2 separate regions of the Mus musculus genome follow, and region 2 is linked to region 1. Evidence: chromatin loops called from intact Hi-C (ENCODE). Cell type or tissue: left cerebral cortex. All regions are shown on one strand. Each heading gives the region's core, and the rest is flanking DNA. Links, peaks and the distances in the headings are about the cores only.

What was found. Hi-C counts contacts between places; a loop is a spot of excess contacts. Peaks named below come from ENCODE experiments on the same cell type or tissue, not always from the same donor. Only the 100,000 strongest peaks of a DNase experiment are listed, where the experiment ranks them.
Region 2: it touches region 1 in a loop (2.8-fold over the local background); 8 of 42 quality-filtered maps call a loop at or near these places.

Annotation. Positions count from the first base shown.
Region 1 is chr2:163,417,030-163,422,381 of GRCm38, reverse strand. It overlaps Oser1 (oxidative stress responsive serine rich 1), which reads left to right and starts at 2,912. Exons shown (of 4, transcript NM_025699.2): 1 at 2,912-2,970. 2900093K20Rik (RIKEN cDNA 2900093K20 gene) reads right to left here and starts at 2,611. Exons shown (of 1, transcript NR_151490.1): 1 at 2,021-2,611. In left cerebral cortex, for the core only: a CTCF peak has its summit at 2,867; DNase peaks (open chromatin) are centred at 1,761, 2,735 and 3,435; H3K4me3 peaks cover 2,622 bases; H3K27ac peaks cover 1,301 bases.
Region 2 is chr2:162,942,670-162,948,021 of GRCm38, reverse strand. L3mbtl1 (L3MBTL1 histone methyl-lysine binding protein) reads right to left here and starts at 4,557. Exons shown (of 23, transcript NM_001081338.2): 1 at 4,482-4,557; 2 at 3,429-3,594; 3 at 698-843; 4 at 128-342. The coding sequence starts at 833. In left cerebral cortex, for the core only: a CTCF peak has its summit at 2,258 (motif pointing right); DNase peaks (open chromatin) are centred at 3,905, 4,586 and 4,717; H3K4me3 peaks cover 1,336 bases; H3K27ac peaks cover 1,065 bases.

The sequences.
Region 1 (5,352 bases), core at 270-5,269:
CTGGTCTACAGACTGAGTTCCAGGACAGCCAGGGCTACACAGAGAAACCCTGTCTTGAACCCCCCCCCCAAAAAAAAAAAAGCACTGACTGCTCTTCCAGAGGTCCTGAGTTCAAATCCCAGCAACCACATGGTGGCTGACAACCATCTGTAATGAGATCTGATGCCCTCTTCTGGAGTGCCTGAAGACAGCTACAGTGTACTTACATATAATAAATAATAACTCTTTTTAAAAAAAGGCGACAGAGGATTTTAAAGGAAAAATGAAACAGTAAAAAAGAAATTAGGAGTGAAGGAGACTGCTGGAGTAGTCATGGAGACTCACCTGGGGAAAGGGTATGAGCAGAGACCTGAATGAAGAGGTGAGCTGTGGAGAAACAGTGTTCTAGTAGAGAACACAGCAAACCTGGGAAGTGTCTGGTAGTCAAGGCCACACAAGCAGAGGCTGCTGGAACCGAGACCCGGACCTAGGCAGATAACTTCAAGCTGACAGTGCTGTGGTCTGGCAGTGAGATGAGCGTCAGGTGTTAGAATGTGGAGGTTAAGAACAGTAACAGTCAGGAGGGAGATGGAGCCAGATTGCGTCTTCCTTTCCAGGCACCTCTTGGGTATGAAGTCATAGTCTCAGAAAGTGCCTAACTTTATGGAGGTGTGTTAACACAAAAAAGCTCCTTTTACTTTTTAGTACTTAATGTTTAAAATATGCATTGGTCATGGTGTCTGTTCACAGCAATAAACACCTAAGATGACAACTATCTGTAGAATGTGTAAAATCACAGGAATATTATGTTTGAAGATAGTAGAGTTATTACTGTTACTAGCATCTGTTACAACTGTTGTTAGCCATCAGAGAATTACAACAGGATTATTTTTTCACTGTGGGCCAGTTACTGTACAGAGAATTTGAAGGTTTTATTCAGGACCCATCACAAGCTTTATGTTCAACAGCCCTACACAGGTGCTTCTTAGCTTAGGAAAGGGTCACATCCTATTCAGCACATCACAAGTGGAAGCATCCTTAGTCTAAAACACACTTAATACAACACAGGGCACTAGGAACATCAGCTTGCCCTTGTGATCCTGTGGCTGAATGGGAAGATGCAGCAGCCCCTTCTGCGGGCCAGCATCCCCAAACTTATCACAGGGTGTATTTTAGCTTGAAAAACAAACAAACAAAAAAAAAAACAAAAAAACCGGGGCTGGCAACATGGCTCAGCGGTTAAGAGCACTGACTGCTCTTCCAAAGGTCCTGAGTTCAAATCCCAGCAACCACATGGTGGCTCACACCATGTGAGAGGGTGAGATCTGACACCCTCTTCTGGTGCATCTGAAGACAGCTACAGTGTACTAATGAATAATAATAAATAAATCTTAAAAAAAATTCAAAATCTGATGAAGTTCCCATCGAATGCAAAAGGCTTTCCCATGATTGCATTATAGAGCAGGATCAGGAAAAACAAAAAACAAACAAACAAACAAAAATAAGCAAGCAAGCCAAAGCCAAGCCAGCTGTCTGGAGACGGGGCTGTCTGTCCAGTGAAGTGTAGATTCCATTCTCTGTGGGTTGACTCTAGTTAAGCTGGACATGGCTATCCTCTCTAGCATCCACTTCTAGAAGAGGCCAGCTTGGGTTCAGGGGAAAACCCACTCTAAGGTTTAGGTGCCAGAACCAACTCTATTGAGGAAAATCGTCTTTCCACACAAGGGTCTGAAGTGGAACTCCAGAGTGGCAGGCGATGGGGAAACGTTTAAAATAGAACAGGCCCTGACAATGGCGGTAGGGGGAGGTCTTTCATAGCTCACCCTTGCCATATGGGTAACTTGTCAGATCACTAAAAACCAGAGACTAGCCGGGCAGTGGTGGTGCACGCCTTTAATCCCAGCACTTGGGAGGCAGAGGCAGGCGGTTCGAGGCCAGCCTGGTCTACAGAGTGAGTTCAAGGACAGCCAGGGCTACACAGAGAAACCTTGTCTCGAAAAAACCAAACAACAAAAAACAAAAAAAGCCAGAGACTGGTAAATTGCTTAATACCTTCTTGCAGAATTTAATATGTACGTGCATTACCCTGTATTTCCCACTTGATGCTCCCAAACCATCCTTGGAAAAACAAAAGCAAAATGCCTTCGCTGAAACCGTTTAATTTCCAGACGTTCAATTATCAAGAGATACTTCAAAATGAAGGCACGGGAGCCCGAGGCAGGGGAATCAACGCGATTTTCAGGCTGGTCTAACAAATGAGATCCTGCTTTTTTTTTTTTTTTTAAAGCAAAAACCACAAAACCTAAATAATTTCCATTCCAATTCCGGGCAGCATCCACCGCCTGGGCCTCGTCCAATTAATACCTTCTTGGCTTCTCTGCGGACCCAAAGAGACGACCCACGGCGAGGGTTGTGGACCGAGTGCAAGCGCCCTTGGTTGCATGTAAGAAACTCCGCCAAGCATTCCCGGAGGCATCAGCTGGCGCAAATACTCCCGCAGCCCACCGAATCCCGTTGGCTTGGGGACTTCAAGAGGACAAGAAGGAAGCAGGCTATGCCAGGGGAGCGGCAGCGGCTCGATAGCTGCAAGGCAAGCCGCCGCCTCACGTGACAGCGAAGAGGAAGTAGGCACGCCCAAAAGCCTGCCGGGAGCGAACCCAAGCCAGGGGGCGGAGGGAGCGAAAAGAATAACAGGAAATGACTTAAGACGCACGTGCTTCGGAGAGGGGTTGGAGCTGGGGCTTCGAGAGGCCGGGCTACCGCCGTACGCCTGCGTAGTTGCGGCGGGCCGAGCTGCCGAGTCACCGAGGTGGGAGGAGCGTGAACGGTGGGCAGGGCGCGAGCCGAGGTTGCGCAGGCGCAGTACAACTCTAGAGGCGCGGGCCACCCTATCGGTGGGGTTTGGATCCGGGTCAGACAGACGCGGCGGACGCGGAGAGACGCTCGGAGCCGACGGGGCCGGATTCCCGGGAGCGCCCCAGCTGCGAGGAGGTGAGTGGCCGGACGGGACGAGGAGGGCCGGGGACGTCGTGTCCGCCAGGCCTCCCACCCGCGGGAGGCGGAGTCCGGCCCTCCCGTCTGGTCGCGGCGTTTCCCTGCGCCGACTGCCCGGCCCGGCCCTCGGCTGCCGCGGCCTGGAGTGCCAAGTTGCGCGGCCTTCGCTTCCCGCCTTCCTGCGTTCCCGCGGTGTCCGGGCCGCGCCGGCCACAGCTTCCCCTTTCGCTCTCCTTGCCGCCCTTTGCCCCTTCCCGCCTTTTCCCGCCCTGCGAGTCGCACTCCTCTCCGCTTGCGTCCTGCGGCTTCTGCGCCGCAGCTTCACTCCTGCCTCCTCTCGGAGTCCGTGGTTGGCCGGGGCGGACAGGGTAAAAGCCGAGACAGCTCCCCGCTTGGGTGTCCCCGGGTTCTGACCTTTTCCCAGCCGACTCCGCTTAACCGTGATAGGCAGAAAGGAACGAACGTGTCGCTTTGCCTGTAGTCCTGTGATTTTGAGGGGTTGAGTGGGTGTGCCCAGAGAGGTGTGGATGTGTTCTCGTCCTAGGGACAGATTGATTCTATCCGGGCCGTTCTGGATAGGGTTGGTTAGTTTGTTGTTGTTGTTTTTCCTTTTCGGGACTCTGTAACTTTGAGAGGTTTGGGGAGATTTCTCCGCTTTAACTTTGTGAGGACGCGTGCAGATCTCATTTTCGTGCTGCTGAAAATGAGAAGTTCGACCGGAAACTTAAGGAGAGCTTAGTTTAAAGCTTCAGAGGTGTAAGCAAGACACTGCACACGGTATTGGTGGAAAGAAACTGGGATGTGATTTGACTTAAAACCACGAAAAGTAACTTCTTATGGGCCTTTTGCAAGTCTGAGGTCTTTGGGCATTCTTTGGAAGTAAGAGCAGTGAAGGGGTAATAGGAGAATTTCCCACAATGTAATGTAAATGAAGATAGGCAATCCACTCACCTGTTGTATAAAGCTGTTGGGTTGATGCTTCCATAATGGAAAGCTAGGAACTGGGAGGAGCATAACAACCCATTTGTAATTGCAAGCATGCTCTGATCTAGCCCCCTAGGTTAAGCCTAGGATACTCTTGCTCTGGCTTAAAGTAATTGAAGAAAAACATGAGCAGTCACAGTGGTGGACGTTTGAAAACAAGTTAGGCGATACTTTATTCTCAGAGTTTTTGGTTTGCAGCCAGATTTTTATTTTGGGCTGTTGGGGTTTTTAATGATATATCTGGGAGTGTCTCAACAAGAATGCTAAGTTTGTATTAACATCTAGGGTGGTCACCTGCCATACTATTAAGTCAGCACTGTGTAATTAGAAGTTGTGAGGCTTAGCTGGGAGGCTTCCTAGCCAAGTGTGAGTCCTGGAGGGTAGGAGTGAGATGCCCTCCCTACTGAAATGGGGTTCCTGGGACCCCTGTATTCAGTTCAGCCTCTGTTGTGGCATCCAAGGTAGAACTAGGAATCCTAGAAGTACTTGTGAAAGGAGTGGATCTCTGCCTGTGATGTTTACCAGTGTCCATGTGGCTTGGAGTGTACTTAAATGTTGACTGATTGCCACACAAGTCAGATTGAGAGAACTACTATAAACCTCACTATTAATTTTTTTTACTTGTATTATGTGTATGAGAGTGTTTTATATGAAGGGCAGAGTGCAACTTGGGAAGTTGTTTCCTCCTGTTACTCAAGTTCTAGGAAACAAGCTCAGGTGCTCAGGCTTAGTAGCCATTCACCCTTACTCTTTGAGCCATCTTTTCAGTCCTTACAAATTCAGCTTTCATGGAGTTGTGGTAGCAAAAAGAAATTGTTTACAGCCTGTGATAGATCTTTGGAGATGTGGGAGCTCCAGACACACCAGAACTTAACCTCTGCTTAGTATATAGAATATTGTGTGTTTGGAGGACTCCTACTCCTGTGAAGAATTAGATGAGTGAAACTTAGTCATGTGGATGAGGTTTCCTTGTGTTTGACCTGGTTAAATAAACCACGTGGGCTTGTTGTCTTCTGATATTGAAGTGAAACCTAGCTAAATTCTTTTTTTTTTTTTTTTTTTCTCTTCAAGACAGGGTTTCTCTGTGTAGCCCTGGCTGTCCTGGAACTCACTCTGTAGACCAGGTTGGCCTGAACTCAGAAATCCGCCTGCCTCTGCCTCCCAAGTGCTGCGATTATAGCCGTGCGCCACCACGCCTTGCTGGCTAAGTTCTTTTGCCGGTGAACATACACACAAATGTCAAACATTGTGACATCTTGACCTTTGGAATATTAGAGGTCTCATAATAACACAGAAAACTCTTCTGAGAAATAAGCTGATCTAGAATCAGTACCCAAAGATCCATAGAGAGGCACTGATCTCTTTGAGAGTGCCTGGGGGTGGGGGGTGGGGTGG
Region 2 (5,352 bases), core at 234-5,233, 470 kb after region 1:
CACAGGGTCCAGTCCCAGTCTCATTCTGAGCCTCTAGATTCTATCAGCTTCTAGTCTTTCCGCCTCAAGCCCCGCCTTCAAGCCCCGTGGCCCCTCCCTGCAACTGCCAATCTTTATGGAGACTGACCCGCATGCCGCTACCAGGTAAAGGTGCAGAAACGCCAGTCCAATCCAGAAGCCTGACTGTGCTATTGGTCCCCGTTCCAGTGCTTAGCTGTGGCAGAATAGTAGCTGTTACGGGTTCGCTGCCAGCCACCCGCTCCAGGGCACCCACGTGGACTGGCTCCCGGGGATAGGGCACATCCAGGGCAGTGCTAGGCAGACCAAGCGTAGCTGCATTGGCTAGAAACGATACACAGATAAGACAAAGCGTAGATGATGAGCCTGGTGAGCTGGCCTCACTCCTGCCACGTATGCGTATAAAGGTGAAAAACAATTTTAGAAGGGTGAAAAGGCTGGGCGTGGTGGCACCGGCCTTTAACCCCAGCATTTGGGAGGCAGATTTAGGGGGAATCTCTTGAGTTTCAGGCCCGCCTGATGTACAAAGCAAGTTCAAGGACAGCCAGGGCTACACAGAGAAACCCTGCCTCAACAAAACAAAACAAAAAAACCAGTAACAGAGTGACAAGCAACGTCCTTACCCACCATCCACACCTTGAACAAGTGTGGACCCTCCAGACCCCTGAGCCTGACTTACTAGGAATAATGAAGGCGGTTGTAGGCAGCTGAGGGTGGGGACCTGCGCTGTCTCTGGCCACCAGGTGCACGTTGACCTCCCCTGTGGAAGACCCTTTCACTGTCCTTAGTATCTCCATGTCAGTGTGCCCCTCCATCCAGATGTGTCTACAAACCAAACACAGCCACCAGGGTGATGAGGACAGGGAGGGGGAGGGGCTTCTTGGAGGAGAAACTGGCCATTCTCAAGCCAGCAGCTTAGAAAGGTTTCATCTCTGAGTAGACGTTTTAGGACGCCAGCAGCAGTTGTGACTCCTGGCCTTTACCTAGGTTATTGCTAGAACTCTGGCCAGGTCCTGCATCCTCCCCTGCCTTTTATTTGTAAGGGTGGGCATAGTGGTATGTGTGAGGTACCCCTAACAGTGTGCACACTATGTGTATGGAAATGGATTATAGGATACATGACTCAGGCCAAGATCTGGCTTTGACCAATGACAAGGGCCAGGCTAAGTCCAAATTCACTTCTTTCTAGGTCCTCCACTTCCATTCCCTATCTTCGAGAACTCAGAGTCTTCACGAACCATCCAAACAGGATTGGTCTTTGTGGAAGGTGACATCTTCCCTGACCCTGCCCTTTTGCGTTTCCCCATACACCACTCCCTATAAGCCCAGGCACAGCCGTGGAGGATTCGGTTGAAAGGGGGTTTGTAAAGCCTCCACGGAAACATCTGTTAAACACATACACATACCTGAATAGCAGAAGGGTGGTATATGATACCTAGTCAACACAAGATCCAGAAGCCGGGGGCTTTAACTTACTAGCCAAGCATGAATCCCGTGTTCAAATCCAGCAGAGAGGTTGGGGGATGGATGGGGAGAAATGGAAGAGAAGAGAAGGAATTGTATTCTGTGGTGTGATTGCTACTCAGCGCCTCCTAGCAGCGCTTGGCAACGGCGTCTGGCATATATGATAAGGAAGGAGTAAGGCTTAGCTTAGGACGGAGTTTTTGAATTGGTCTCTCAGCGTCTCTACATTTACTTAATACCTGTGATTGCAGATAAGTAACTTTCCCACTCTGAGCCCCAGATTCTTAAGTGTAAAATAAAATAAAAATGATGATGGCACCTACCTCGGGGGGCTTTGGTAAATGCTGGATGTGACGTAGCGATACCAGAAGGTCTTCAACAAATAGGGATCCTCTCGCTCCCTTCAGACAGAAGCTCCAGGGAGCTTGGCAGCTTCCAGCCAGTAACATGGACCCTGCCTACTTGCAAAATCAGGTGCAATGGCTGCTGTTTCGTGCCCACCCTCCTTCCCTCCTGCTCGCCTTGTTTGTTCACTTATTTCCTAGGCTTTCCTCCCTAAAACACAGAATATGTTATAGATGTCTATCATTAAAAGTCTAAAGCTGTGGTATAAACAGGTAGACAGGGTCAAAAAAAAAAAAAAAAACGAGTGTTTAAAACTTGCAATCCAGAATCCCCCAAATTTCAGTCCCAATTATTTTGCTTTTCATGGCTGAAGAGTTTGTACCACTTAGAAATATTTACTCTGATTTTACGTGTATGGTTGCTTTTGCTGGAATGTTTGTGGGCACCACGTGTATGCAGTACCTGTTGATGCCACCAGAGGGCTTCTGATTCCCCCCCCCCCAAGCGGCACCCCCCCCCCAAGCAGCCCTGCCCCCCCCAACTGAAGTTCCAGATGATTGTCAGACACCATGTGAGTGCTGGGAACTGAACCTGGGTGGTAGGCAAGAGCAACGAGTGCTCTTAACCCTGCGCCATCTCCCCACCCCCACCTTTGCATCATATTTATTTATTTATTTATTTATTTATTTATTTATTTATTTTTGTAGTTTTTCGAGACAGGGTTTCTCTGCATAGCTCTGGCTGTCCTGGAACTCACTTTGTAGACCAGGCTGGCCTCGAACTCAGAAATCCCCCTGCCTCTGCCTCCTGAGTGCTGGGATTAAAGGTGTGTGCCACCACGCCCGGCTTACTTGGGGCTGGAGAGATGGCTCAGCAGTTAAGAGCACTGACTGCTCTTCTGGAGGTCCTGAGTTAAAATCCCAGCAACCACATGGTGGCTCACAACCATCTGTAATGGGATCTGATGTCCTCTTCTGGTGTGTCTGAAGACAGCTACAGTGTACTTACATTAAATAAATAAATAAATAAATAAATAAATAAACAAATAAATAAACAAACAGACAAATCTCTTGTTTCAAATACTGGAGAGATCAAGAAGAGTGGCTTATTCAAAAAACTTTGTTTCAAAAACCAGCCCCACGTAGCAGGTGTCTCAGAAGAAGCTGAAGATGGCCTTTCTAATCCAGCTAGATGCCTGGTCTCAGCAAGTCCAGGTCTCAACACTGCACTGCACTCTGGGGGCTATAGGTGCCACCAAGACAAGGGGCTCTCATGAGGCTTATACTTTAAAGATAAAGGATGAGGTTGGAGCTGGGACGGATTTGAAAGATGTTGTGTGACGATGGTATTTGAAACAGAGAAATGACTACAGGGAAAAGAGTGGAGCCTTGGAGAACCCAAACATGTTGGGAGGGCAAAGGGGACCCGTGTCAATGAGAGAAAAGCATTGAGTGAGACCCTTCTGGAACATAATGATAACTGTCAGCCATCAGCCTCAGGCTCTCTACAACTGGCCCGGGAAGTGTCTCTCAAGTGCTCTCTCCCTCGGTCAGCCATACATGATTAGTTCATAGAGGGCTAGAAAGACCCCATGCCTTTACCTTCATTTGAGGGCTCTCTTCCGGGCCATCTCAGGTTCAGGGCTTCCTGCTCCTCAGGCTGAGGCCTCTGCTGGGACTACGCCAGCATTTCAACATCTCTGCCCAATCTTGTTGGTTTCACAAGGCTACTCTCATAAACCTAGTCTATGATTCCAGGGAGTCCTACCTAAAACAAGAGTGGTTGCACACAGTAGATGCTCAATAAACTATTTCTGAATGTGTCCCTGCTGTTGTCACTTGCTGTCGAGTTTTTGATGGATAGACAGGCACACACACACACACACACACACACACACACACACACACACACACACACACCACACCAGAGTTTTTTGAGACCATAATACAAACAGCAGACATCCAATAAAAGCCCCGGTGGTAGGTGCTGGAGAAACAGGGCAGCTAGTGGTGGATGCACACAGCACACTTGGGGGTGGGGTGGGGAATTCCCCCAGCTCGCTCTCTGCCGCAGCTAGCCGGTAGAAGCAGTCCTGAGCGGCTGGAGTCTCCAAAACCACCACCCACCTCCTTGGGACTAATGCAGACAGTCGCGGGAGGGGCGGTCACTGATCTGTCCGCTCTGCAGAAGAGTTACTTTCTAACCGCTAAAATGGCGGAATTCTTTACATCACCCCCCACCCCCCCTTTATTTCCAAAAATTTTAAAATCCTGTTTTCTGCTAAAAATATTGAAGATCAATTACAGTGGAAAGTTTGCCAAATGGCCTATGGATAGCCCACACTCGCCCTCCACACCCTCTTATTAATGGAAACTCTTGATAGCATCTCTCTGCAAGGCCGAGGCTCTGCCCTCCCTACCGCTCTGGATGCAGAGAGTGTCAGTGGGCTCGCTCGCCAGCAGCCAGCAAGCCCCCACCTGCAGCGCCACAGCCCAGAGTCTGCAGAGCCACCTCCCCAGCCCACAGCCGGTGCCGCAGGAGCTGGAAAAGGACCTGGGGCGGTGCCTGCGGGACCCCAGGATTCGCCGTGAGGACCGGGATTGGGGTGTGGCGACCTGGGAGCGCCCAGCCAGAGACCACTGCCCCGTTCTTACCTGCATGGCTAGCGGTTGCCGCCCGCACCGAGCGACCGACCGTGGGAGCCTGGTGCGGCGCGCGCCTGCGCACACAGGGGGGCGGGCCTGTTCCCTGCAGAGCGGGCGCCGAGCTCCTTTGCTGGGGTGGGGGGTCTGCATGGCTATGGCCTCAGGTTGCAGCTTTTGCTTTCCGTCGGAGCCTGGGGGTGCAGGCTTAATTGCCTCTTCCCGTAAAACCCGCTTGCTGCGCTGGAGAAGTGGGTGGAGATTTTTATAGTATCCTGGGAACCACGGAGCCGGGAGAAGCAGGAAGCCTGATGGATCTCCTCCAGCTGGTCTGTACCCGGCAAGGCTGCAACCCTGCCTAAGTCGGGTTCCCCATTTGGAGAAGGGGACTTCAGGAGTTTCAGGGAACTCCTAGGATGGGTGAAGAGCACGCACAGCCAGAGCAAGGAAGCCATGGGCTTGGCTTGGCATCAAGCACCCCAGCCGCACCAGCCTTTGGATGACCTATTAGTTGACGATGTGCCCTGGAAACATCACTGTACCTTCTGCGCTTCCATTGAACATTGGAAGACTATTATGCCATATTCTAGAGTTCGAGAATGGTTCCTTTTGTGTCGATTTGAGCAAATGTGCTCAAAGCAAAAGGCTCCTCTTGTGCCTTCCATTTCCTTAATTGATCTGTCGCTACCAGACCGCTACTTTTATTGGTTCTAACTCTGGCACTGCTACTGCGTCTGTATCATCAGAGACCTGAGTAACTCAGGAGTTTAAGAGACCCTGCACTCTAGGAAGGAAGCCCACCACTTTTTAGTATCCCCGGTTCCGAGCAAAGTGGGTACTAATAAATGTCTTCTGATTGACTGATCCATGTGAAAGAGGTTAA